4 separate regions of the Mus musculus genome follow, and all the other regions are linked to region 3. Evidence: chromatin contacts called from ENCODE Hi-C or POLR2A ChIA-PET data. All regions are on one chromosome and are shown on one strand. The core of a region is the stretch at or near the end of the contact, and the rest is flanking DNA. Distances in the headings are between cores, read along the strand shown.

Region 1 (3,728 bases), core at 1,000-3,499, 33 kb before region 3:
TCAGATAATCACCTGCCTCTGCCTCCCAAGTGCTGTGATTAAAGGCATGCATTACCACTCTGGACAGAAATTAACTTCCTTAAAGCTTTTTAAATAAGGCCCTCTGAAATCCTAGAAAGTGAACCAGACGTGGTAGTACACACCTGTAATTCCAGCAACTGGGTGGAGGTGACAGAAGCAGAGGCGTTGTTCTGAATTCAAAGCCATCACAGTCTACACTGTAGACTCTACAGTTTGCCCAGGCATCTAACTCAAAAACTGAAAACAACAAAGACTAGAAGAGGGAATCTGATCCTACAAGGCATCTCTATGACAAAAGCTGAAAAATCTGAACATGAGACTAACTAAAGGTGCTCAAGTGTAGCTCAGAGGTAAGAGTGCTTGTCTAGCATCCTCAAGACCCCGAGTTCCCAAGAGGATGGAAGGGAAAGTTAAAAATGAGCACACTCCTAAGCTGAGCCTTTCTGGTAGTAAAGAGAGGCCTCTTTATCCTTTTAGTACTATGGGGTGAACCCCAGGACCTTGTGCATCTTGAGTAACTACTCTATTAATGGGCTATAATCTACACACTCATACACGACAGGCAAGTACTTATGTAGCTTAGGCAAATCTTGAGCCGAATCAGCTCTGGAACTCACGCAGCCTCTCCAGTGCTGAATAACACACAAGAACCAGTTAACCAATGGTGTTTTACTTCTCCCTAACTAAGATAAAAGATATGAAATTTCCTCCAGTAACAAAATAGCCATTACTTGGTAAATGCTTCACTAACAAGTGTTTTAAGTACTCTCAACTCCCAGAGTCCTAAAACTTCCCACCTTATACATTTGATGGAAAACAAAAATTCAGAGACATGGGCTGCTGATTTTAGAACCAAAATGTTTCTCCAGACCTCCTCAAGCTGATATATTAGTATATCAGTATGAGGAGAGTTTCACAGGAGCAGAATCTTATGGTTTCCTCCTTGAAGAAAACTTTTTAGGGCTCAGAAAGACCACCCTGTGGTCTGATATTAGGAATCGAATCTAGGGACTTTGGAGTGCCAGGTTATTGCTATGTTTTCATCCCTCTTTTTGAGAGTTAGGGTCTAGCTCAATTTCCCAATGACTAAATGGCAACCTAGACTGAACTCACTCTATATAGTCTGGCCACACTTTGCACTCTGGATCCTGCAGCTTCCCACTCCTCCCAAAAGGCTGGGACTCCTCAGGCCATGCTAGGACACTTATAATAACGAATCAAGGTCCCTAGACAGATCTCCAAGCAGGATTCCAAAAAAGGGATGATGACGTCTGTCTATTTTAATTTCTGAAACCCCGAAGTGGTGCCTCTACCCGAACACTTTAGGTCTGTTGCTAAGGATGAACACTGAGCAAGCAAAGACCATTTCTCCCATTGGTACCAACTGCACTTTAGGAAGTAGGACTATAAAGAGGGGAAAGAACTCCAGCCCAGGAGCCCGGGTCCGGGGCCATTCTAATGGAAGAAGCACTTCTTGCAGAATGAGGGTAACACCGGTGTCTCGGAACCCCGCAACAAGAGTCATGTCGACACCTTCCGGGTCGCGCCGCCGACCGTACACGTGACACCTCGCACGCGCAAGCCTCCCGCCCCTAACTTCTCAGATCTGAGAAACTGAGACAGAATACTTCCACTACTATGGATTGTATGCTGAAGGGTTGAAACTACACAGTCTTAATGGTTCAACCCTCGAGACCCCAGTGAGAGGTGCTGCGGGCCCTGATCTCCCGCAGCCCGCGCGCCATCACTGCTCTGAGAATAAAATACCAGGCCACAGGCCTGAGGCCTCGACGACGCGCTCAGACAGCCAGGAGGCTGAGGCAGCGGAGGCAAGCGCTGTCGGCAGGGGGCGATCCATTAGGCTCTCCTGGCTTCGTCGTCGTCACAGCCTTGGCCGCCCCCAACTCTCGGCAGGGAAAAGGCCTGCGCAGACGCCGCGCCGCCGTGGGAGAAGAGAAAGCGGCCCACAGACCTAACGGAGCTGCGAAGTAACCTGGCTGGAGTTAGAGAAGGATCAATTGCTGTTAGACTACTCACCCCTTCGGGCCCGGAGCTCCGTTGCCGCTCGGCACGCAGGGCGCGCCGCTCTCTTCCTCCATTTTGGGTTCTGTCGCCGCCACTTCGGCTGCCGCTTCGACCCCTGCCGCCATTTTCTCCGCGTCTGGGCTTTGTGTGAGGGAGCGGGCTCTGTCGAGCTGCGCCTGCGCGCTCACGTGACCCCGAACGACCAGTAACGCCTCCTTGTGCGGCGACCGGCTCCCGCTTCCTGCTCGCCTCGGGTCACGCCCCCTGGACGTCAGGCCACGCCTCCTCCAGTGGCAGGCCTCACTTCCCGATGTCCGCAGATACAGTTGGGTTGTGGGACAGGGGGAGAGATATGTGTCGCTCATTCGAACTTACAATACGAGCGCACATACGGACCTAGTCGGTCCAGCTTACTTTATATTTTTCCGTTTTGTTTTACTCATTAGCTTTCTTTTTTGAGGCAGGGTCTCACTATGTAGCCCTCCAGCCTCTCCCTACCTACCAAGTGCAGGAAATAAAGGCAAGCACCACCACGCCTGGCCTTTTCTTTCTTTTTCTTTTTTCAGCAACTTCATATATGTATATCATGTATTTTGCGCTTGCTTGGGGTTTTGCTGTTGTTGTTGAGACAGTTTCTAGCCAATACTGGCCTTGAATGTCTGAGCTGCCGCCTACACCTCTTGAGTGCTAGAATGATAGGCCAGAGGAACCAGGCTAATCAGTGCTAGGAATTGAACCCAGTGATTTGAACATGCTAGCAGTCTATCAACTTCAATCCCTGACCCTATACTGTTCTTTTATCATATTCACCTACCATTGCCCTTTTATTTCCCGCATTTCCACTGTACCTTCTTTCCAACAAGTTCCTCCATGTACCTCCTTGTCTTTGTTTTATGACCTACTGAGTTGGGTTTGCTTGCAAGAGCATAGATTAGGGGTTGATTTATTGGGGCAACTAAATAGGTGGCTACAACACTGAGGAAAATGACACCTCTTTCCTCCAGCATCTACTACCAATAGATCTTCAGGGAAGGGTGAAGCCTCCCAAGGCTCCCCCACCCCAACATGATGAGGTTCTATCTTGTGCAAGTAACCACAACTGCTTTGACAATGTCCGTGGCATGTCAAGGAGAGATCAGCTTTCCTTAAATGGAGAAAAAATATAAAAATTATGTTGGCAGGAATTATTTTTATTGGGGGGGGGATGGAGGGGGAATGATTGAATACAGGCTTTGAGCATGCCATGGCTGGCATGTGGGAATTGATTTTCTCTTTCCAGTAATCAAATTTAGGTTGTCAAACTTGGCAGCAAACATCTTTACCCACTAAGACAGAGCCAACCCTGCATGCAGAATTCTTGACAGGTTAATATCAAACTAAAACTCTCCATGTAATTCAAAGCATTAGAAGAGATGTATAACAGAAACCTCCCTCCCACCCTTTTCCGACTCCTCTTTTCCCCTTCTTTCCCCTCCCTCCCTCCTATTCTATCTCTCCTTACGGCACCACCCTGACACCATTTCCTGGGACCCTACATTCCAAAGTTATGATGAGAAATAGGTACCAAGCTTGGTAGGCCAGAAGAGTGAAGATGCTTGTGTGTTTTTACATAAATTTTTTTTTTATGGATATCAGTTCACCAGTCACCCAAGGCCTGATCACATCAGCTCTGTTCCTCAATC
Region 2 (3,798 bases), core at 1,013-3,512, 63 kb after region 3:
GGGGAGGGGCATGCAGGCACTTTCTGCCAGCCAGCTCCGTCTGCACTGCCAGGAGTGGGGGCAGACCCAGAAAGATGGGAAGTATACTTTCCAATCCCTCGGGCAGCTAGCTCCCTTTCCCCTACTTTCCTCTCATCCAATCGGGACAGGCACACTGCCAAACCACCCATGTGGTTCCCATTAGGGCCAGCTGTTTGTCTCTCCAGCTCTGAACTTTCCTCTACTTGGCTAGGCTGAGTCTGGGAGTTCCAAAGCCACAAAACCACCCCCTCAGCTCTTCTCTTCCACCACATCACCCATCCAGAACCTATGCCTGCCGACCCTGGAAAAGCTCATCCATGACCCTCGCCATGCCTAGGTACTTGCCTAAGTAAAAGCCAGGGGAGGAATTAAGTCTAAGGAGGATTGGGCTGAAAGCCAGCAAGCAGCCTTAGGGTGTGAAGGGGATATCCAAACTTTCACCTAGTTGGCTGTGGAGAGCCACAGATGTCAAGAAGGGTGAACGAATAGGCATGAACTCAGGGTTGGAACTGGGAGCCTCTGACTCTGTGCCCCCCATCCCCCACCCGCCCATCCCGCACTGCGTAGCTCCACACACACTTCAATTTGAAACAAAGTATTGGGCATGGACATCCACAATCTAAGACCTAGAAATTGTGATCGAAACTGTTATGTATATATGTGTATGTGACTGGATGGAAGCATACAGGACAAAGGATCTGTATCTGTAAGATGTAAGAGGATGTGTCTAGTCTAGGAGCCGGGGTGGGGGTGTGCTTACTCTGGTTTTCCCTTTTATAGTTACATCAAGAGATGTTGGAGGGTTCCAAACCTCGGGAACGCACACACATCCACACACAGCCCTGGATTCCTTTGCATGATGTCCCTGAGCTACACCACCATCTCCCAGAACCCCTGAAACTTTAGCTCCTTATGATCTGCCTTCCTCTACTTGTTCTGGTTAACGGCTAATAAGATTTTGGGAAGATTCTTGCTGGGAAAGAATGGTGGGGTGGTCTGGCCAAGCAGGATCATAAGTGAAGAGGGTGCAATATATAAAAATACCCTTGATGAGAGCCTAGTGAGCCCACAGGAACCCAAGGCCAGAATCTCTTTCTTTCCTATTAAGGTGGACCTGACAAGAAGGCTAAGGATTGGAATGGCAAGTGGGGTGGTTGGGGAGTTGCCAGATGACAGCAAAGACCAGAGATACTCACTGTGTAAGTGGGTGGCGTTGGGAGTCAAGCCAATGAGCTGGGTCATCTTGGGAAGCCTCTTTCCCCTCGAAGTCTTGTCTACTCCATTGTCTAGGTGCGTGGGGGCCAAGAGGTCTATCTAAGACCGGGCAGGAAACGGGTGGTTAGATCTTTTGACTCATGCCATAACAACTGCTTAGCCACATTTCATCACTACATTTCACCCCCACTTTGTTTCCTCTTTCCCATTTGGGCCAATTGCTGGGGTAATTACCTGGCTCTGAAGATTCTGTATTCTCAGATTCTGCTTTGATAGGTATCTCTGCTGCTGGGCCACCTTCTGGAACAATTGCTGGATCTTGCTGTTTTGAGCCTTGAGCTGAGTCTGAAGATATGCAAGGCTAGTGAAGACCTGGCTTTATGTCGGCAACCTCCTCTTATTCACCCTCCCTTCTACCCTTTCACAGTCTGCTCTGAGGCCCTTCTCCACCCAGGTCCTGGAGTACTAGACTCGTTAGTCTAAGTAGAGTCAGAGTCCTAGTAGATGCGCCTACCTGCAAACTCTGCAGAGTCTCAGGAGTCTGGCCTTCAGGGACTCTATCCTCGGAGTCTTTGAAGGGTGCATCTTTTCCCTTGGGCCCCTGACAAGCGTTACCACAGGCAGCCATGCGGCGCTCCAGCGCGCCCAGCTGCCCACGGGTGCGCTCCACGTGTTCGCGCAGCCCATGGCCGAGCTGTAGCAGCCCGTGAGCCAGCAAGTTCATCTCGTCCCAGGATGCAAAGCGCGGTGGCTCTGGCTGTGCAGGGCGCCCTTGCGCGCTCAAAAGCCCCGCAGTAGCCGCGCATAGCACCAGGGCAGCGCCTGCTGTCGGAGCGCAGCGCATGATTCTGGGGGTGGCCTTGGGTGCAGCAACGCTAGGACTCCGGAACGCAGGAGTTCAAGACCCAGCAGCTGGAGTTCTGGGGGAGCCGGCTCAGACTTAGACTTGCTCTGGTGCAGAAGAAGATCTGGAGCCCGTAGCTCATAAGCGTTTCACGGTTGCACCTAAAGCCCCACTTTATAAAGCGGGTGTGGGAGTGGGAGGGAGAGCATTGGAGGCGGGGCCCGGGGGCGGAGCGAGTGGCCAAGTTTTAGGGTGCAATGCCACAGGCTTTGTAGTTACGAGTGTGTGTGTGTGGCGTGTGTGTGTGTGTGTGTGTGTGTGTGTGTGTGTGTGTGTATGAAGAGTTCTTGGGGATGGCTGCTTCGCCTTCCTTGCGACCTAATAAGCGACGTGACTGTCTGTGCACTGCATGGTTCATCCTAAGGCCGGAAATTCCCAGCCCTAGCCCGCATCCCAGCCCGGTTCAATGGAGGAAAGGGCGTACAAATCAGGACGTAGATGCCTTCTTTTTTTTTTTTCCCCTTCCCGCTACGTGGATGCCTTCTTGACTGACCCCTTCTCAAGTCAAAAGCAAAGTAGGGCAGAGTTACGTGGCAGAAAGTTCTCTCCCTGGTAGGCTGAGTTCAGATGGCAAGTGGGGGATTACAGAACCTTGCTCTCTGCCTCTTAGAGGCTTCCTGAGATCTTTAATCCACAGACCAGGCGGAACCCCTGCCCCCACTCTCACTTCCACCACCTTTCTGGCTCCCACGCTCTTTCCAGCTCAAGCATTCGTCATTGCAGATGTGTTTGTGAGGATCACTAACACCCTTGTTCAATTAGTCACCTCTTCCTGGCCAAATAGTCAATAGCTGGGATTTCTGTCTACATTGTAGAGATTGCAACCCTAGGCTTCCTCCTGTTGCCTGTCCTCCACCACCAGGGGTCTTGGTGTCCAGGAATTTACCTGCGTTAAAGGAGGATCAGTGTCTGAGGACAGACCTGTCATCCCAGCTCTTGGGGCATGGAGCAGAAGAGTGTGGAATTCATCTTGAGCTACACAAGTGAGTTTAAGAGAGCCTGGGCTACTCTGAGCCAGGTCTCCAAACAACAACAGCAACAACAAAACTGGTGGCACGCACCTGTAAACCCATCACGCAGGACACAGGGGAATAGTACAAGCTACAAGCTAGCCTGCTCTACATAGTAAGTTACAGACCAGTCAACGCTGAAACAGCAAGACCTTGTTTCAAAACAAAACAAAAACAATTCATAGTTATGCATACTTTAACTCCCAGCACTGCAGAGCAAGAAGCAATTGGAGGAAGCTCTGTGAGTTTGAGGTCAGCCTGGTCTACATAGTGAAGTTCCAGGCCATCCAGGAAGAAGACCTTGTCACAAAACAACAACAACAACAACTAAAAAAGCCAGGAGGAACTGGAAATCTATCTTACCAGTTAAGAGCATTTACATCTTTTGCAGGGGATCTAAGTCCAACAGCTCACAGTCACCTATAATTCCAGCTCCAGGAGCTATGGTGACTTTGACCTCCTCAGGCACTCACACACATGCACACAATTTAAAACAGTCATTTAAACATTTAAAAAGCAGGCTGGAGAGATGGTTCAGCAGTTAAGAGTACTGACTGCTCTTCCAAAGGTCCTGAGTTAATTCCCAGCAACCACATGGTGGCTTACAACCATCTGTAATAGGATCTGATACCCTCTTCCGGTGTGTCT
Region 3 (3,576 bases), core at 62-2,561:
GGCACTTTATTCTGCCTCTGTCACTGATACTGTATGTCTTGATTCAAGTTAATTTGCTTTTCTGGGCCTCATCCATCTCTTTCTTACTTTAGGGTGTGTGTGTGTGTGTGTGTGTGTGTGTGTTGTTTTTCTTGGCAGTACTGAGATAAAACAAGGGCCTAGTGCATGCTAGGCAAGTACTGAGCTAGACCCCCAGTCCAGAAACTAAGTTCTAATCCCAGAAGCTCTACTTCCTATTTGCTGTATGGCCTTGGGCAACAGCTTTAACTTCCCTGAACTTCAATTTACTCATTTAGATGAAAGGAATTACTTTTAATACTTCTACCTAGTATGTTTCCCACTAACCACATTAATTCTGACTACAGAGTTTTTTTAAAAGTGTTTTCCCCAGGCATGGTGGCGCACACCTTTAATCCTGGCACTCGGGAGGCAGAGGCAGGCGGATTTCTGAGTTCGAGGCTAGCCTGGTCTACAAAGTGAGTTCCAGGACAGCCAGGGCTATACAGAGAAACCCTGTCTCGAAAAACAAAACAAAACAAAAAAAGTGTTTTCAATTATATTTATTTTGCTTGTATTTTTGCATATGTATGTGGTGTATATTCATGCAAGGGTGTGTCTATGGAGTCCAAATGACAACTTTCTGTTGTCAGTTTTTCTTTCACCATATGAGACCTCAAGACTGAACTCAGACAACAAGCACCTTGACCAGCTGAGCTATCTTGGCAGTCCCTGACTACTGTTTGAAAAACAACATTTTCAGTACAGTGCACTGAGTAGCTTTTTGTGAAGCGCCCCAACTCTTTATAATGTTAATAATCACCCAAACAGAACCGTTATGAAGAGGGTTTCAGAGTGACATTAGTCACTTATTGACCTCCTACTGTATGCCAGGCGCTTTTCTCATCAGCCATTTCCTAAATCATGTTGGCTCCGAGATGACCCACTTTTCCTAGATGGGGAAACCGAGGCTCACAGAGGTTTCTCCTGCGTGGCGAGGCTCGGAGACCTCTCACCAACCTTGAAATGATAATTGAGGTGCCTGCGTCCTGAGCAGGGCTAAGTAAGGCCAAGGGTAGCGCCCTATCTGTCCCGCTCGAGTACTCAGCCGGAGGCTCGAACCCGGAACCTGGGAAACCTGCCTACATACTCGGGTCAGGCCCATTCGCTGTTCCGTGCCTACCTGTTCCGCGGCCGGGCCGGGCGACCGCGCAGGCCCCTCGGTTCTCCCTGGCCCGGGTCCCGGCCCGGCCCGGCCCGTCAGCAGCGGCTTGCTCCGGCTCCGGCGAGCACCTGCGTCCGGGCACCGCCCGCCGAGCAGACAGCACGGCGAACCAATGAAGACTGCCTCTGAGTATCATCTGCCAATCAGCATACACGCCCCGCCCAAGAAGGTGGGGCCTTCAAAATACGGGACGTCCTGGGCGGTCCAGGCCCCGCGGCGCCGCAGCTTCTGACTCCGCCCCTGCTGCGTTCTGGCTCCACCCCCAAAATGGACCCCGCCTCATCCCAGCTCCTCCCCCATCCCAATCTCTGGCTGTAGACTTGCTGCCAGAGCCTGGAGCAGAACAAAGGCGAGCTTAAGTAAACAACTTCACACTTGCCAAATAACTTCTTTCCGCCTTCTTCTCCGCTCCCCCCGGCCCCCGTTTGTTTGTTTGTTTGTTTGTTTGTTTGTTTGTTTGTTGTGTTTTTTAAAGACAGTTTTAATGTAGATCAGGCTAACCTCGTACTCACTCTGTAGCCAAGGATAACCTCTCTGATCCTCTGGCCTCCACCTTCCCAGTTCTATCGGGAGCTAGAATGGAATGAAGTTTTTCTTCCGTGCTAGGCACAAACAGTGTGAACTGAGCTACATTTTTATCACACTTACCAATCCTAGGGTGGCTATGATCACATTTTGCAGAAGGAAATCCGCCCAAAGGGGTTAGAGTTCTGTGGAGGAAACTAAAGCCATCATCATTTACTCATCAATTATTCAAGCAAGACATACATTCAAAAAATGGAGCAACAGATGGTAGAAAGAGCTGTTGAGATAGATCAGCGGGCAAGAGCTCTTGCATGGCAAACATGAGGATCTGAGTTAAAATCCCCAGCATCCACATAAAAGAGCTGAATAGGGCCTCGAACTCCTGTAACCTCAGTGCTGTAGATGGTGTAAACAGGAAGATGGCTGGGGTTTGCTGTCTGCCAATCTAGCACTGGTTTCAGTGAGAGAACACTTAGCAGTACTTGCCTAGCATACACAAAGCCCTGGGCTTGGTCATACATGCCTATAATCCCAGCACCCAGGAAGTTCAAGGTCACCCTCAACTACACAGAAAGCAAGGCCAACCATATGAAGGAAAACCAAAAAGATCAAAATTCTGTAGGAAGCATTATTATGGTCCAGGCATGTGCAAGACCCTGGGGACACATTAACTAATATAAATATTGTGAGACAAACATTAGCGGTTTTTAATCATTGTGTTTGCTTATTTGTTAGAGACAGGTCTTACTGTGTAGCCCAGGTCCTGCCTCACCCTCACAAGCGTAAGATTATAGGCATATGCCACCACAGCCCCACGTTATTAGTATGAATTATTATTCTTACAATGCCTGTGATGGAGCCAGCAGCCTGATACATTAGGTAGGTGCTCCACCACTGAGCCACACCTTAAGCTTCATGGTGGTGGTGGTGGTTATGGTGATGCTGATTTGGTTTGGTTTGGGTTGGGTTTTTGATAGAGGGTTTCCTAAAGCCCAGTGTGGCTTTGAAGTGGATATACAGACAAGGATGACCTGGAAATCCCGCTTCCAAGTTCTAAGTGTGGGCATGCCTGGCATGAGTCACCACGCCCGGCTTTAGTAACATTTTTTTTAATTTGCCCACAGAATATGAACATATAAGAAACAATGTAGAATCACTTTTGTTCAGTTCCAACAGCAACAGTAAAAAGAAGTTTAAAAAGTTAGATGTGCTGGCACAGGCCTTGAAGACCAGCCGTCAGAGACAGAAACAGGCAAATCTCTATGAATTGTAGATTCTGTGAGGTAGGCCAGCCTACTTGACACAGCCATAGTGAGACCTCCTGTCAGCAGAAAAAGAAAAAAAAAAAGCATAAAACTCAGAAATTATAAATCAGGAGTATTTCGCTCACCCATGCCTCGTAACTATCATAACAAAAATTACTATTGAAGACACTGAGACTTGACAAAAATGTTTATTCAAGGACATTTGCTGAACAATTTTTGCACTTTCTCAGACTGATATCACTCTTGTTATTGTTCACCATCTCCAAGGATATCTCCTTCTCATTTCACTCTTACAGTATTCCCCTTGCCTCTACCTCTCCGAAATGTACTTAGTCTGCAGTGGTACACATCTTGCCATCTTGTAGCTCTCCATTATCTGTCTTTCTTTATTTTTGCTTTGTTGTTCTTAGCTGAGACAGGATCTCAGGTATCCTAGGCTGGCCTCCAATTTGTTGTGTAGCCAAAGAGGGTTGCTCTTGCCTTTATCTCCTGAGGGCTGGGATGGCAGGTCTCCATCGCCACTCTGGAACCCCTGGCTTTATGCATGCTACGCAAGCACTCCGC
Region 4 (3,688 bases), core at 1,039-3,538, 42 kb after region 3:
CCTGTAATTGGATACATATGTGTTGAAGGAAGGAGGTATAACAACTGTCTTTTCCATATCTAAGCTTCAATCTTTGCCCCTAAACTTAACCTCTAAGTGGTAAGATCTGTCTTGGGCTCAACCTTGCTCCACCCTTAGGAACCTGCCTTTCTGAACTTGTTTCCCCCCCCCGCCCCCCCCACTTTTTTTTTTAAAGACATACTATGGATGTGTAACCTAAGTTAGCTTTTAAAAAATTTAAAAGAAGCCGGGCGTGGTGGCACATGCCTTTAATCCCAGCACTTGGGAGGCAGAGGCAGGCGGATCTGTGAGTTCGAGGCCAGCCTGGTCTACAAAGTGAGTGCCAGGACTACACAGAGAAACCCTGTCTCGAAAAAAAAAAAAAAAATACAAGAAAAATCTCATTCTGTTGACTTGCCACTCCCACCTCACCCGTTTATGTAGACCAGGCTTGCCTTGAACTCATGGAGCTCTGTCTGTCTCTGCTTCCTGAAGCTGGGATTAAAGGTGTGTGACACCACACTCTGCTAAATTACACGATTTTTTTTCAGTTTATCTCTATATGTGATGTGGAGTACCTGTGACGGGCAGAAGACAATTTGCAGACTCTCTTCCACCATGAAGGTCCCAAGATTGAACTCAGGTCATCAGGCCTGGCAGTGTACACAAATACCTACGCTACCTCACCATCCCAGATTGGCTCTGAACTGCAAAGAAATCCTGTCTTAAGTCAGGGTTTCTATTCCTGCACAAACATCATGACCAAGAAGCAAGCTGGGGAGGAAAGAGTTTGTTCGGCTTACACTTCCATACTGCTGTTCATCACCCAAGGAAGTCAGGACTGGAACTCAAGCAGGTCAGAAAGCAGGAGCTGGTGCAGAGGCCATGGAGGGATGTTCTTTACTGGCTTGCTTTCCCCTGGCTTGCTCAGCCTGCTCTCTGATAAAACCCAAGGCTGCCAGCCCAGAGATGGTCCTACTTACAAGGGGCCTTTCCTCCTTGATCACTAATTGAGAAAATGTCTTACGGTTGGATCTTATGGAGGCATTTCCTCAACTGAAGCTCCTTTCTCTGTGGTAACTCCAGCTGTGTCAAGTTGACACAAAACTAGCCAGTACATCCTCCTACCTCCAACTCTGAGTACTGGGATTGCAGGTGTGCACCACTACTGGCCTGTTTCCTGGATAATATGGGCTGTATAAACTAATAAGGAGGAGTAAAAGGGACCATTATTAAAAAGTTTCAGAATAGTACAGGTACTGCATTTAACGTTGTCCATGTGTGGTTTTTCTTTTTTTCCTTTGAGAAAGGGTTCCAGTAATCCAGCCTGGCCTCTGCACTTTTGATCTTCCTACCTCTGCCTCCCAAGTGTTGCGACTACAGGCCTGCACCATCACCAAGGCGGTGTTAGTGATAAAATCCAGGGCTTTGAGCATGCTGCTGCTAGGAATGCTACCAACTGAATCACTTCTCCATGAATATCAAGAGTTTGAACTAGTCGACAGACAGGCCCCAATCTACCCAATTCCAAAGCACCATAATATAGGGTTCCTGCACATGATCCAGGCTCCACTCCAAGGTAGGCCCCGGGTGTGTCAGTCAGTCCTAGAAGGCTCACACCAATCAGGCTTTGTGGGCACGCCCACAACCTTCTCCTTCGCCTTAACACCAGCTACAATCCTGCTTTCAACGCAGTCCGCCCGCCAAACCCAGGAAAGCCCCGCCCCTCGGGACGCCCCGCCCCAACGGCCTCTCCTACCACCTCGGGCCCCACCCCCCCAAGGCCCCGGCCCCGCCCCGGCGCATCCGGGGTCCGTAGGCCTCGCCGAGCCTCCCTTTCCTCACCACTGCGTACTAGGGCCCGAAGCCTAGCGAACTCCACTTGCCCCGGCTTCCTCCGACTCCCAGCCCGGATAGGCCCCGTTGAAGTCCGGGCCTCCACCCTGAGCTCTCTGTTCCTGTAGCACGGCTTCGGCCCTCCAGTCGCTACCGCCACCTCGCCTGTCTGTACCCCACAAGGCGCACCTTTGAATAGGTAATCGTACTCGTCGTCCCGGGTCCCCATTGTCCTGGCGCTTCCGGCGGGATCGGCGACTCCGCAGCCCCACCACAAACACCCGTCGGGGGCGGAACCGGCGCCGCGTAGAGCGGCGGTCTAAAGGCCAGTCAACGGTGAAAGCGGTAGTGACAGGCACCTGGACAAGCCAATCAGGCTGAGAAACCGAGCTCGGGGGGTAGGAGCCTCCTGGGATCCACCCTTCTAGCCCTCGGTCTCCCGGAGAAAGGCGGAAGGAATGCGGACCTTTTTGAAATGACAGATTCAGCAGCCTATCAAAAGCAGATGGGGGAAGGCGGGACGGAACACTTGAACAATGAAGTGGATTGACAGAGTGCGTAACCAATGAGAGACTGAACTCAGACTGGGCCTTCCAGCGAACCTGTAGGGGAAGGGAAATTGAGCTACCTCTAGGTGACGTTACGGACTTTAACGTCCTGATGACATCATAGATCAGTGGGTCTCCTCCGACCTCTTATTCTAGCCCCATAAATGACCATTTCCGGGCGTATGTTCGTTGATTGGGGGTGCCTTCTCTGGGTTGCAGTTCCCCAGTTCTTTGTTTAAATACAAAGCTTATGTCAGTACCTCCAAAACAAATGGGGATCCTAGGCTTTTTTATTTGTTCCTCTTCTCAAAAAGTTCTCTTGTTTTCTGCTTTCACCATTACTCATATTTTTTCTTTTCTTTTTTTAAGACAGGTTTTTCACTATGAAACCCTAGCTAGACTGGAATTGGTGATATGGATCAGACTATACCTGTCTGATTTTCTTTTTTCTTTATTGTTTTTTTTTTTTTTTTTTTTTTTTTTTTTTGTGACAGGGTCGCACCATGTAGCCCTGGCCATCTGGAACTTGCCCTGTATAGACCAGGCTGGCCTTGAACACAGAGAGCTGCCTGTCTCTGCCTCCCAAGTGCTGGGATTAGAGGCATTGGCCACCACCACCCAGCTTGATTTTGTTTGTTTGCTTGTTTGTTTGTTTGTTTGTTTGTTTGTTGAGACGAGGCCTCAAGTTACCCTGACTAGCTTCATATTGAAGAGGGAGTAGAGATAGAGAAAGGGAGAGAGAGTGGCAAGGAGGGGGGTGGAGAGAGAAGAGGAGAGGCCGGCCAGGGAGAAGGGGCAGAGTGTAGGATAAGAGAGGAGGGGGGCAAACAGCCCCTTTTCTAGTGAGTTAGTCATACCTAGCTATTGCCAGGTAACTGGGAGCCTAGAAGGAATGATAACAATACATATTTACTTTGAACTAACTTCTTTTTTTCTTGTTCTGTTTTATTTGGAGCACAGGGTCTCCCTGCCTAGAACCTGATATTTAACACTGAGAGATCCACCTGGCTCTGCGCCGCTAAACACGCCACCTCGTGCTAGCCAACTTTGAACTTATGATTCTCTTGTACACTGGTAACTTGGAAGTTACCTCTCGGGGGCTGGAGAGATGGCTCAGTGGTTAAGAGACTGACTGCTCTTCCAGAGGTCCTGAGTTCAATTCCAAGCACATGGTGGCTCACAACCATCTGTAATGGGATCTGATGCCCTCTTCTGGTTTGTCTGAAGACAGATACAGTGTACTCGTCACATATATAAAATAAATAAATAAAATCTTTTTTTAAAAATTTACCTCTCTGATTTCA

What was found. A loop is a pair of places that touch in the nucleus more often than their neighbours do. ChIA-PET counts read pairs that join two places held with the same protein, here RNA polymerase II (POLR2A).
Region 1: a map of heart shows a loop between it and region 3 (3-fold over the local background). The contact joins the promoter of Hnrnpm here to the promoter of Marchf2 in region 3. A Hi-C loop is called at or near these places in 4 of 37 maps with a recorded cell type or tissue (all heart). POLR2A ChIA-PET finds 5 or more read pairs at or near these places in 4 of 5 experiments (Patski and embryonic stem cell).
Region 2: POLR2A ChIA-PET joins it to region 3 with 10 read pairs in Patski. The contact joins the promoter of Angptl4 here to the promoter of Marchf2 in region 3. POLR2A ChIA-PET finds 5 or more read pairs at or near these places in 3 of 5 experiments (Patski and embryonic stem cell).
Region 4: a map of left cerebral cortex shows a loop between it and region 3 (4-fold over the local background). The contact joins the promoter of Rab11b here to the promoter of Marchf2 in region 3. A Hi-C loop is called at or near these places in 3 of 37 maps with a recorded cell type or tissue (gastrocnemius, heart and left cerebral cortex). POLR2A ChIA-PET finds 5 or more read pairs at or near these places in 4 of 5 experiments (Patski and embryonic stem cell).

Annotation. Positions count from the first base shown.
Region 1 is chr17:33,683,209-33,686,936 of GRCm38, forward strand. It overlaps Hnrnpm (heterogeneous nuclear ribonucleoprotein M), which reads right to left and starts at 2,250. Exons shown (of 16, transcript NM_029804.3): 1 at 2,059-2,250. The coding sequence starts at 2,171. It also overlaps a transcript of Marchf2 not described here.
Region 2 is chr17:33,779,313-33,783,110 of GRCm38, forward strand. Angptl4 (angiopoietin-like 4) reads right to left here and starts at 2,263. Exons shown (of 7, transcript NM_020581.2): 1 at 1,751-2,263; 2 at 1,471-1,581; 3 at 1,218-1,335. The coding sequence starts at 2,080.
Region 3 is chr17:33,717,366-33,720,941 of GRCm38, forward strand. It overlaps Marchf2 (membrane associated ring-CH-type finger 2), which reads right to left and starts at 1,312. Exons shown (of 5, transcript NM_001252480.1): 1 at 1,181-1,312.
Region 4 is chr17:33,758,198-33,761,885 of GRCm38, forward strand. Rab11b (RAB11B, member RAS oncogene family) reads right to left here and starts at 2,289. Exons shown (of 5, transcript NM_008997.3): 1 at 2,026-2,289. The coding sequence starts at 2,065. Gm17251 (a long non-coding RNA gene) reads left to right here and starts at 1,661. Exons shown (of 2, transcript XR_003952408.1): 1 at 1,661-2,390; 2 at 3,345-3,670.